Regions from separate parts of the Mus musculus genome. Here region 2 is linked to region 1. A link is a contact called in ENCODE POLR2A ChIA-PET data. All regions are on one chromosome and are shown on one strand. Each heading gives the region's core, a stretch centred on a gene start or an enhancer-like site at or near the end of the contact. The rest is flanking DNA. Distances are from core to core; before and after follow the strand shown. Region 1 overlaps Zmynd8 (zinc finger, MYND-type containing 8). Region 2 holds the start of Ncoa3 (nuclear receptor coactivator 3).

Region 1 (4,913 bases), core at 1,029-3,528:
GTTGAGTAAGCCGGGTTTCTTTTTCTTTTTAATGGGGCTCGTGGATGAGTCTTGGGGCGAATGGCCATTGGAGGAATGTGGAGGGCTGGGGAACCTCCGTTTCGGGGCCGTTTTCTCTGTAGAGACAGGATCTGAAAGAGACACAGAGGACCATGTTTGAAATGCTCTCAAGGAGGCCTGGGTCATTTGGTGAGGGTGTGCAGGTGACACAGTCACTGTGGCTCTGTTCCCAAACCCTGAGTGACAGGTCTGTACTTTCTCTTCCTAGAATCTACCTGTCTCTTCCTTCGGGACACTGAGTCTTTCTTCTTATCTAGGTGCCAAGGACACAACAAGAGAACCCTCAAACCACCTAGATTTTTGCCTTCCCTTTTAAAACAAACAAAAATAAAAACAACCCAAGGCCCACAGGCCCCGACTGACTTGGCACATCTGTGGGGCAATCACCTATCTTTACATGGGAAGCTGTCACCAACTTTTTAAAACAAAACAGCCCTTTCCACGACCTTGGCGACAAGGCCATGACCACGATTTGAATGTGAGAAACACACACACACACAGAGGCTCATATACTTCAACTTGCAGCCACCAGCTGGTGACGCTGTCGTGGGAGCTGTGGTATTGAGGAGAAGGAGCCTCTCTGGAGGAAACGGGTCACTAGGGGTGGACTGTGACATTTTTGAGCCAGGCCCAAGCCATGCTTCCTGTTCTGTTTCTACCTCCTGTGCAAGAGCTGTGGTCATGAGGAGCCCGACTGCCCACTCCCGCTGCCACGGATAGCACCGCCGACCACCACCTCCTAAGATGGCAGCCTGCATCCCCTCAAGATGAAAGCCAAAATAAACCTTACCTTCCTTAGGTTCTTGTCATGGATTTGGTCACAGCAACAAAAAAAAATAACACATCAAGTTACTAGAAGTGGTCACACAAGCAGGGGTGTTGCTCTGACACCCAAGAAACACATCTCCACACCCTGCCCAACAGCAAAATCAAGACACCCCCGAGACACTTCAAGGAGGCAGTGCGCCCCATTCAGTTGGCTAAGAGTAGGGCAAGCCCCTCCCCCAGGAAAGTTCTCATGCCACACCCACTCCCTGTCTGAGACCCTTGTCTAAAGGCATCAAACAAAGAACTCGCACTGACTCTCTCCTTAAAAAGCCCCACCCACCCCGGTCAATTTGCCCTTGGTTTTATACTCTTGCCACTCCACTACCAATCCACCTGTTCACCTGTAAGACCCACAATTCGTTCATGCCCGATGGTGGGCTCATTAACTTAGGGACAAAGGTATGCCCTGGTGCACCTCACACCCTGAGAAACTGAAGTGAGAGAAGCAGAAAAGGATACCAGGAGCCTAGAGGGTATCAGCAGGTGCTCTCTGCTTCAACTTGACACTTTACCACCATGACTAGACACAAACTTCAGTGACCACAAACAGGAGTGGCTTAATGCGTGGCAGCCATACAACAAAACATTCTCTGGCCACTAAGAACGCTAAGTGCAAACTGCAGAGATGGCTCAGCGGTTGAGAGCCCTGGCTGCTCTTCCAGGGGACCTGGGTTCAATTCACAGCAATCACATGGTGGCTCACAACCATCTGTAACACCAGTTCCAGGGCACCCAATGCCACCTTCCAGCCTCTGCACGCACATGGTGCACCTACACACACACAGGCAAAACCCTTGTACACATTTTAAAAATCAAGAAGAAGGCTGAACATAGCCAGGAGACAGAGACAGAGACAGAGAAACCTCCATGACTTTGCGAACAGCTTGGTTGACAGAGTGAATTCCGGGCCGGTGAAACCCTGTCTCAAGATGAAGAACGTAGTGGTTAGTTCAAGGATAGATCCGTTATGTGCTTCTGTGCAAGCGAAAGGACCCGAGCCCAGACATCGTGTAAAGTTAGCCATGGTTGCCTGAATCTGTAATCCCTGCACTCCTTTAGCGAGATGTGAGGTGGACAAGAGACTCTCCGGAAGCTTATGGGCCAGGTAGACTGCTGTATGCATGGCAAACAAGGGGGAGATAACTGACATCCAGGCGCTCTCTCTCTCTCTCTCTCTCTCTCTCTCTCTCTCTCTCTCTCTCTCACACACACACACACACACACACACACACACACACACACATACACATACACACACACAAACACACAAATCATGGGTAAGAAAGACATCTGTATTCACGGGCACTTGTAACCCCAGCACTTCGGAGGCTGAGGCAGATGGATTGCTGTGAGTTCCAGGTCAGGCTAGTTAACAGAGTGCCACACACTCTCCACCCCTCCCGCACTGAAAGAGTGATGAGGTAATACAGAGGGTGCCATTTGGTGGCAGAGCACTTGCCCAGCAGGCACAAGGCTCCCGGTCCCATCCCCCAGCACCAAGAGGGACAGTATCTCTCCAGGGACTCCTGTATGGCAATCTCCAGCCTGGGTCCAGTTACAAAACAACACGTCTAGCGCCTCCAGGAGGCGACACGCCCCATCCCCAAAAGGATGCGATCCTGCATATAAACACCTGGAATACTCCAGGGGGGACCCCAAAGTCCAGCCAGGTTCCTGGGGGAGCAGGTGGGCGTCTCAGGAGGCGGGCCTGCAGAAGGGATTATATATCAGCATATACCCTGGTGTACTACAGACAGTGTGACTTTATCAAAGTAAGGGAAATGAAAGGGATTTAGAAGGCTCAATTGCGCATGAAAGGCAGCAGGTGCAGGCAAAAGGCAATAACGAGTAAAGGAGGGCGGGGCCCCTGAGTGATGTCACAGGCAGATAAAGTGGGGGCTGGGCTGCTGTGGGCCGCAAGGCCTCTGGAAGGAGCTGGGGGTTTGTTCTCCGTGCAGCTAATACAACCCATCAACTCTGCCCATGTCAGAGCCTAAGTACTTACTGCAGGTGACCTGGCAGGGTGGTGGTGGCACACGCCTTTAATCCCAGCACTTGGGAGGCAGAGACAGGCGGATTTCTGAGTTCAAGGCCAGCCTGGTCTACAAAGTGAGTTCCAGGACAGCCAGGGCTATACAGAGAAACCCTGTCTCGAAAAAAACCAAAACAAACAAACAAACTGCAGGTGGCCTGGGGTTCACATGAGCACGTCTCAAAAGAAACAATACTCTGGCCAGTCCAAACCAGGAACTGACCAGGCAAATATTTGCTGTACTTACAAACTCCAGGCTAGTGGTTAGGTTTAGAGAAGATTCCCCCATGGGAGACAAGGGTCTGTTTCTAGGTTGTCTCAAGATTTCTTAGCTGGCTTTGGAAGTACTTCGGTTCTCAAACTCAATTCCATTATGTAAGACCCCTAAGGACGGTGACACGAAGGACCAGCCCATCAGGAAGGGGATGGGGCACTGTGGACCAGAGCGGTACAGCCTCAGAGCCAAGCCTAGACCTTGACAGTCTGAATCTTTCCTCTGTGAGTTCCAGACTACCTTGGTCTACATAGCACAAAGCATCAGGGGGCTACATAGAACTTGTCTCAGATCACCTCAACTCTATCTGCCGCTACGAGCACAAGGACTGCCCCCAGAGCTTATGGAAGTCTAACTGCTGTATCCAAGCTAAACACCGGTAGCATCTTAGGAGCTGCGGCTGGAATTATCGTTTTCAGAATACTAAAGGGCAGGTCAGCCCTACTGCCTAAACGCCTCCCTGTCCCACTGGGAGCCCTATGGCCCTGTGGCTTAAACACCTCCCTGATCCATCAGGAACCCAACATCCGGTGACTGTACTGTACACTGATGGGAAGAAACCCAGCTGTCGTCATGGTAATGAAATCACCATAAGGACCGCTTCCAGAAAGCTGAGTCAGACTTTTACTTCTCTAATGATCTGATTCTGAGGAGGGTACATTGCTAAGCGCGTCTCATGTATAAATGTGGGATGATGACAAACAGCCACCACCAGCTGTCTCACAGAGGAATGAATGGTTCACCTTGCATCCAAGAAGTACTTTTTTTTTTCCTCTTCCACCTTCTCTGGACTAGCAGGACACCATTTGCTGGCCCTTCACCAACTTCCTGCCTCCAATCCACCCCCTCAAAATGAGTCTGACTCTGACTGTGTTAACTTGGGTGAGGGAGCAGGCCTGCTTTGTGGAGGAGATGGCACAGTGACTCAGGAACACAGCCTGGACTGGGGCAGGCAACAGAAGCTTCTCCTCTTGGTGACATTTCCCTGAAGTTAGTAAGAGGCCTCCTGGGTATTAAGAGCTAAGAGTGTGATGTAATCCTTCCAGAGCCTGTGTCTTAGGAACCATCAGAAATGATCAGGCTCAGCACTTCCTGCGTGTCCTTTGACTTAAGGGACAGTTCACTTCAGATAACGCAGCTATAAGCAAAGACCTGTTCAAACTACTTCAAATGTATTTCCAACACGATACAGCTATAACCAAGAATTAGGGCCAGGATACGAACCCAGAAAGTAGAGTGGTTCCAAAGCAGACATTCCTAAGTACTGCGGGACAAGGCCTTTGCACCAGATTGGAGTCCGTGCCTCTAGCATACACCCATTTGCTTTCCAACTGCAGGCGGAGGGATGCGAGCACGGACCGCCCAAACTGAGCCTCCAATATGATGCTATCTCAAAGGTGGTCTCTGGGAATGCCACACACCTCCTCACCTTATCAGGCTGTGTCAGATCCTAACTTATGAGACTAGAGACTCCTGAACCCTACCCTACAACTGTCCTTCCCATCTCCAACTAAGCCTAAGAAACCACGATGTGCCAGGCACCACCCACGCTCACATCCACACCCTGAGCCTGAGTCAGGGCACCCCCAATGCCCCAGGGTCTATACAGCGACACACTTCACAGGGAGCTGGGTTTCCCAGGGGGAAAGGGACTGCGGCTTAAAAACTGGGTGCTTTGTGTGTTTTTGTGGGTGTCAAATTTCCATAATGATGCAGATA
Region 2 (4,763 bases), core at 2,093-4,592, 140 kb after region 1:
CCCAAAGTACTTGGAACATATAAGTGCTCTGTGAGTTCTGAGTCCTCCCTGTCCCACAACAACCAACTTTCCTACTTTGGAAATGTTCCGAGTCTACAGAAAATCTGAAAGTCTATGAGAAACATGGGTTGAGGGTACAGCTCAAAATGCTAGAGCGAGTACGTAGCTTGCATAAGGCTCTGGTTCAATCCTAGCACCCAAAGCTGCAAAGGCCTGTGTATCTGTCTGTAGTTGGCTTTCATTTGCTGGGATCAACACCAGGACCAAAAGGGTTGATTTCCATCACCGAGGAAGCCAAGGCAGGAACTGAAGCAGAGGACATGGAGAAACACTACCTACTGGGTTGTTCACCCCAGAACTGCTTGTTTGGGGATGGCACTGCCCTTACAGGGCCTAGGCCTGCCACACCAACCATTAATCAAGAAAATGAGACACAGATCTGTCTACAGGTCAGTGTGATGAAAGCCTTTTCTCACTTGTCCTCTTTCCAGATGGCTCTAGTTTGTGTCAAATTGCCAAAAACAAAAAACAAAAAAAACAAAAAAAAAACCAAAAAACAAAAAACAAAACAAAACCCAAAAACAAAAACCCTCAAAACCAATTAGCCCACATAGTGTTCTAAAAGAAAATCTATTCACAATGCCACATTTGCCCCCACATGCCCTTGCCACCATCCAGCACTTTTTTTTCCCTTTGAGACATTTGAGAGTAAATTGTAGGGAAGCCCACCAGCTTATAGAATTATGATCACCTTTATTTTCTGGAGGAGGGTGGGGCATGACATGGTACAGGATGGAAGATAGCTTTCGGGGGATTTGGTTCTCTCCTTCTGTTCTGAGACCTCACTCTTCAGGCCTGATGGCAAGGGACTATATCTGCTGACCCATGTGCTGGCCTTCTGTGATGGTTTTATATTTCATCTCAGTCAAGTGATCGACAAGTTGTATTCCTTAGGTTTTTAAAAGTCACCCTGGTGGTCTGTTCTTTACATCTACAACATGGAATGTGGCCAGTAGAATACATTCCTTTTTGGAATTTGAACTAGTTTTTCTCTCTTCCTCCCTTTCTCCCTCCATCTTTCTTCCTTCCAGTAGGCTCTTATTGGGTGGCCCTGCATGCCTGGCCCCGTCCTCTTGACAATCCTGTTGCCTCAGCCTCCTGAGTCCTGGGATTGCAGGATACCATGTGTAGGCTGGCCTGGGATTTCAGACATAGTGGAGGATAACCTTTGTCCTTTTACCTCCTAAATGGAAGGATTACAGGTGTGTCCTACCAGGCCTAGCTCTGGTGCTAATCTTGTTGGTGATGTAAGCACTGGGGCCCTCAAAGGACAGGGACGTACAAGAAGGCTGTGTGCAGGGCTGGCAGCTGCTGTTGGGTCTTGCCTGGGACCTCAGCCTCTGTCAACTGGTGCTTCCTTTCCCTCTGGATTCTCATAGAGCTAGAGTTGGGGCCAGGAAGGAGGAAGTAGGAGCTGGCAGCATTCTCAAGCTCTAGGCCTGTGACTTGTGTTTCCTTGGGGCAACAGTCTTAGAACCAAGCCTAATTCGAAGAAGGGACACAAGTCAATCCCTTCATGGAGGAGTGGTCTGGGCAAACAGGGAAGGATGAAGGATGAAGGCAGCATCTTCGCTGATTATCTACCTGAGCAAGTCAATCAGCTACTTTAAATTTTGGCTCTAGCACCGGCCAGATGCTGTTGCAGGGTCACCTGCTTACCCCACCCAAAGCAGCGGCATGTCTGCCTTCTTTTTGGATCTTTTACTGAAACAATTGAATTATTTTTTTACTGTTCATATCTGTTATGCTCTCAACATATACATATATAAAGATTATGTATATGTCTGAATATGGATAAAATTTTAGTACAGTACTGTGCTTGAATCAGTAATTATTTATTTTAATGTACTTTTGTTACATTTAGAATTATTATTACTATTTTTAGTTTTAAGATTAGATTTCTCTATGTAGCCCTGGATGGCCTGGAACTCAGAGATCCACTTGCCTCTGCCTTCTGAGTACAGGGATTAAGGGTGTGCACCACCACACCAGGTTTGGGACTTGGCTGCTGTGGGAATAACTCCAAGGGTAAACAGTGGACACTTGCAGAACAGTAAAGTAGTGCAGGTGGGAAATCCTTGAGGTGACAGCAGAACCTCAGGATAGGGTTAGTCTTATTCACACTGAAGACATTTTATACAGTTGTGTCCCAAGACGTCCTCTATTTTTTCCCATTAACTCCAAATTCCTTTACAAGTTCTTTTTACCTAAGAACTATCCATAAACCGGGGTTGCTAGTGCATGCCTTTAATCCAGCACTAGGGAGGCAGAGGCAGCCAGGTTTCTAAACTGGAGTCTAGCCTGGCCTACATTTATTGAATTTAACTTTGGCCTTATTTATTTTGGTCAGACTCCCCTCACCCCCATCCCCAACTTGGCTTTAAATCCCTGCTTTGAAGGAGGACTTTGAGTTTTTGTTTCTTCTGTTTCTGCCCCGGAGCCATGGGGTCACTGGGATTGCCTTCACTTGCTACCATCGGTTTTCTTGGAGGAGAGGCTGGTTCTGTAGAATGCTGCACATTCTGCGCTTTAATTTTTTAAAAAATTATTTATTTATTTATTTTCCTATTCCGTTAGATTCAGGTCACTTAACTTGGTAGTTTTCTGCTTTCTGCACTGCATCCTATCGGGGACATGGCGTGACAGTTTGAGTCACCTTTGGTGGCACCGAGTTTAAGATGTTCTTGGTTAAGGTGCTGTCTCTCAGTAATTCCCACTGTAAAGCAAGCTGTTCTCTGGTTTAAATCACAATACGCAGAGACCAAACCTGAGGACCAACACCTTGTGAGCCAAAACCTTTTTTTTTCCTTCGAGACAGGGTTTCTGTATAGCCCTGGCTGTCCTGGAACTCACTTTGTAGATCAGGCTGGCCTCGAACTCAGAAATCCGCCTGCCTCTGCCTCCTGAGTGCTGGGATTAAAGGCGTGTGCCATCACCGCAAGGCCCGAAACCTTTTCAAGTCAGTGACTTAGCAGGGCTCCTGACCTCGGGCCTCAGTTTGCTCCTCTGAAAAGTAAGGACAACGCCCCCTCAGCTACTGGTCTTGTGGGACGGTGCTTGGCGCACAATGAACACTCCATTGAAGTCAGGAATTCCAGGATGGAGACAGGCAAACGGGAAAACGAACCCAGAACGTCCTCTTCACCTCCAGCGGCTGGGTGAGCTGAGGGGAACCCAGGCCTCGCGGCCACGCCCCCTGCCTCGCGCACGGCCCCCTGGGACCCGTAGTGCTGGGCGTGGCCGCGGGACTACAAATCCCGGCGGCCCCCGCGCCGCGGCTTCAGCGGCGGCTGCCTCAGCTCCTCAGAGCGCCGGCGGCGGCCTCGGCGGAGTCGGTGTCGGCGGCCGGGGCTGAGCTGTGAGTTTCCGATCGAGAACAGCGTTGGGGAAGATGGCGGCGAGCGGTGAGTGGAGAGAAAGGCAGTGGCGAGCGGCGGGCGAGGCCGGCGGCATGGCCTGAGGCGGGGGTCCTGGGGTCGCCAGTAACGCGCGGCGCAGGCGACAGGGATCGCGCGGGCGGCGCTGGGCTCCGGGGCCCGTGCAGGGTCGCGAGGAGTTCGCGGCCGCGGCCTCTGCTTGCCGCTGGGGCTCCCCCCGCCGAATCTCGGGTCGGAGAAGCTCAGCCGAGTCTCCTCTTCCCGCCGGCGCCGCCCGGCGGAGCGGACACGGGCGGCTCCTCCGGCCGAAGCTGCGGCTCCGCTGCGAGCGGGCGCGGCGGACACGGAGTGTGCGGTGCCCGCGGGGTGTGTGCGGGGTGAGAGTGGGGTCTGTGGCGTGTGCGGGGTGTGTGGCATGGATGTGGGGGTCTGCGGGTTGTGCCAGGTGTGTTGGGTGGCCCCGGAGTCCGCCAGGTGTGTGGGGTGGATGCAGGCTGCGTGTGGGGGTCTGCAGGGTGGATGCTGGGCGAGGGAGCTGAGTGCGGTGTGCGAGGTGTGTGCTGGTGTGTGCCGGGTGAGTGGAGGTGCGAGGGGTGAGTGCAAGGTCTGCGGTCTGTGCGGGGCGAGGACCGGGTGGATGCGGGGTCCGCGATGTCTCCAGGGTGGATGCTTGGCGGATGAGGAGTCCGAGGTGTGTGTAGCGTGGATGCAGGGTCGGCCGTCTGTATGGGATGAGTGTGGGGTCTCTCCCTCTCTGTGCGGCGTGGATAGGGGCTCTGCCGTCTTGTGTCGGCTATCATCGAGGTCGCTTTCATCTTCTGAAATTCCCAGTCTAGGTTCGTTCATTGATTCTGTTTGCAGTAGTTTAAATGAAGTGGGAGGCAGTGCTACTTCCCTAGGCAGCTTGAGGGTGGCTAGGGTGGAAAAGTTAAGCAGGAGAGCAGCTCGGAGAGGCCAGAGCATCGTAGGCCCGCGGAGCAGGAGCCTAGGACTCCACACTGTATGACACTGGAAGGTTGGAAAGTGTCTTTAAGTCGAGAAACTTTTTCCCCCTCCCAAATGCGAAGACTTCCTTTTTTTTTTTTTTTGGTTGCAGTTTCTGAGTAGCGCTTCAAAGCCAACTTGTTTTTGTAATTAAGCTTGTGAGGTTAAAAACCAGGAAGGCGAGTCAGTCCCCTGTCTGCTGAAGGGCTAGGTGGACGAATAAGATGAGAGGTCCTGTATCAGGGTTTCTGGACTGAGATTTAAATGTCGGGGACCCTCGGCTTGGTTGACAGATCTCTGCTGCGCCAAAGCCTCAGCATTTGTTCCTGCAGGTTGTTGCAG

What was found. ChIA-PET counts read pairs that join two places held with the same protein, here RNA polymerase II (POLR2A).
Region 2: POLR2A ChIA-PET joins it to region 1 with 15 read pairs in Patski. The contact joins the promoter of Ncoa3 here to the enhancer-like site in region 1. POLR2A ChIA-PET finds 5 or more read pairs at or near these places in 4 of 5 experiments (Patski and embryonic stem cell).

What each region holds. Positions count from the first base shown.
Region 1 is chr2:165,852,018-165,856,930 of GRCm38, forward strand. It overlaps Zmynd8 (zinc finger, MYND-type containing 8), which reads right to left. Exons shown (of 23, transcript NM_001363020.1): 3 at 1-131. Among named protein-coding and RNA genes, the nearest start is that of Gm11465, 27 kb to the right of the region's middle. Within about 2 kb of position 2,279, at least 1 of the 3 ENCODE cell types and tissues checked has a DNase peak (open chromatin) inside an H3K27ac peak, as active enhancers do.
Region 2 is chr2:165,989,295-165,994,057 of GRCm38, forward strand. Ncoa3 (nuclear receptor coactivator 3) reads left to right here and starts at 3,343. Exons shown (of 23, transcript NM_008679.3): 1 at 3,343-3,464. LOC115489489 reads right to left here and starts at 4,487. Exons shown (of 2, transcript XM_030252296.1): 1 at 3,046-4,487. The coding sequence starts at 4,400. The coding sequence ends at 3,309.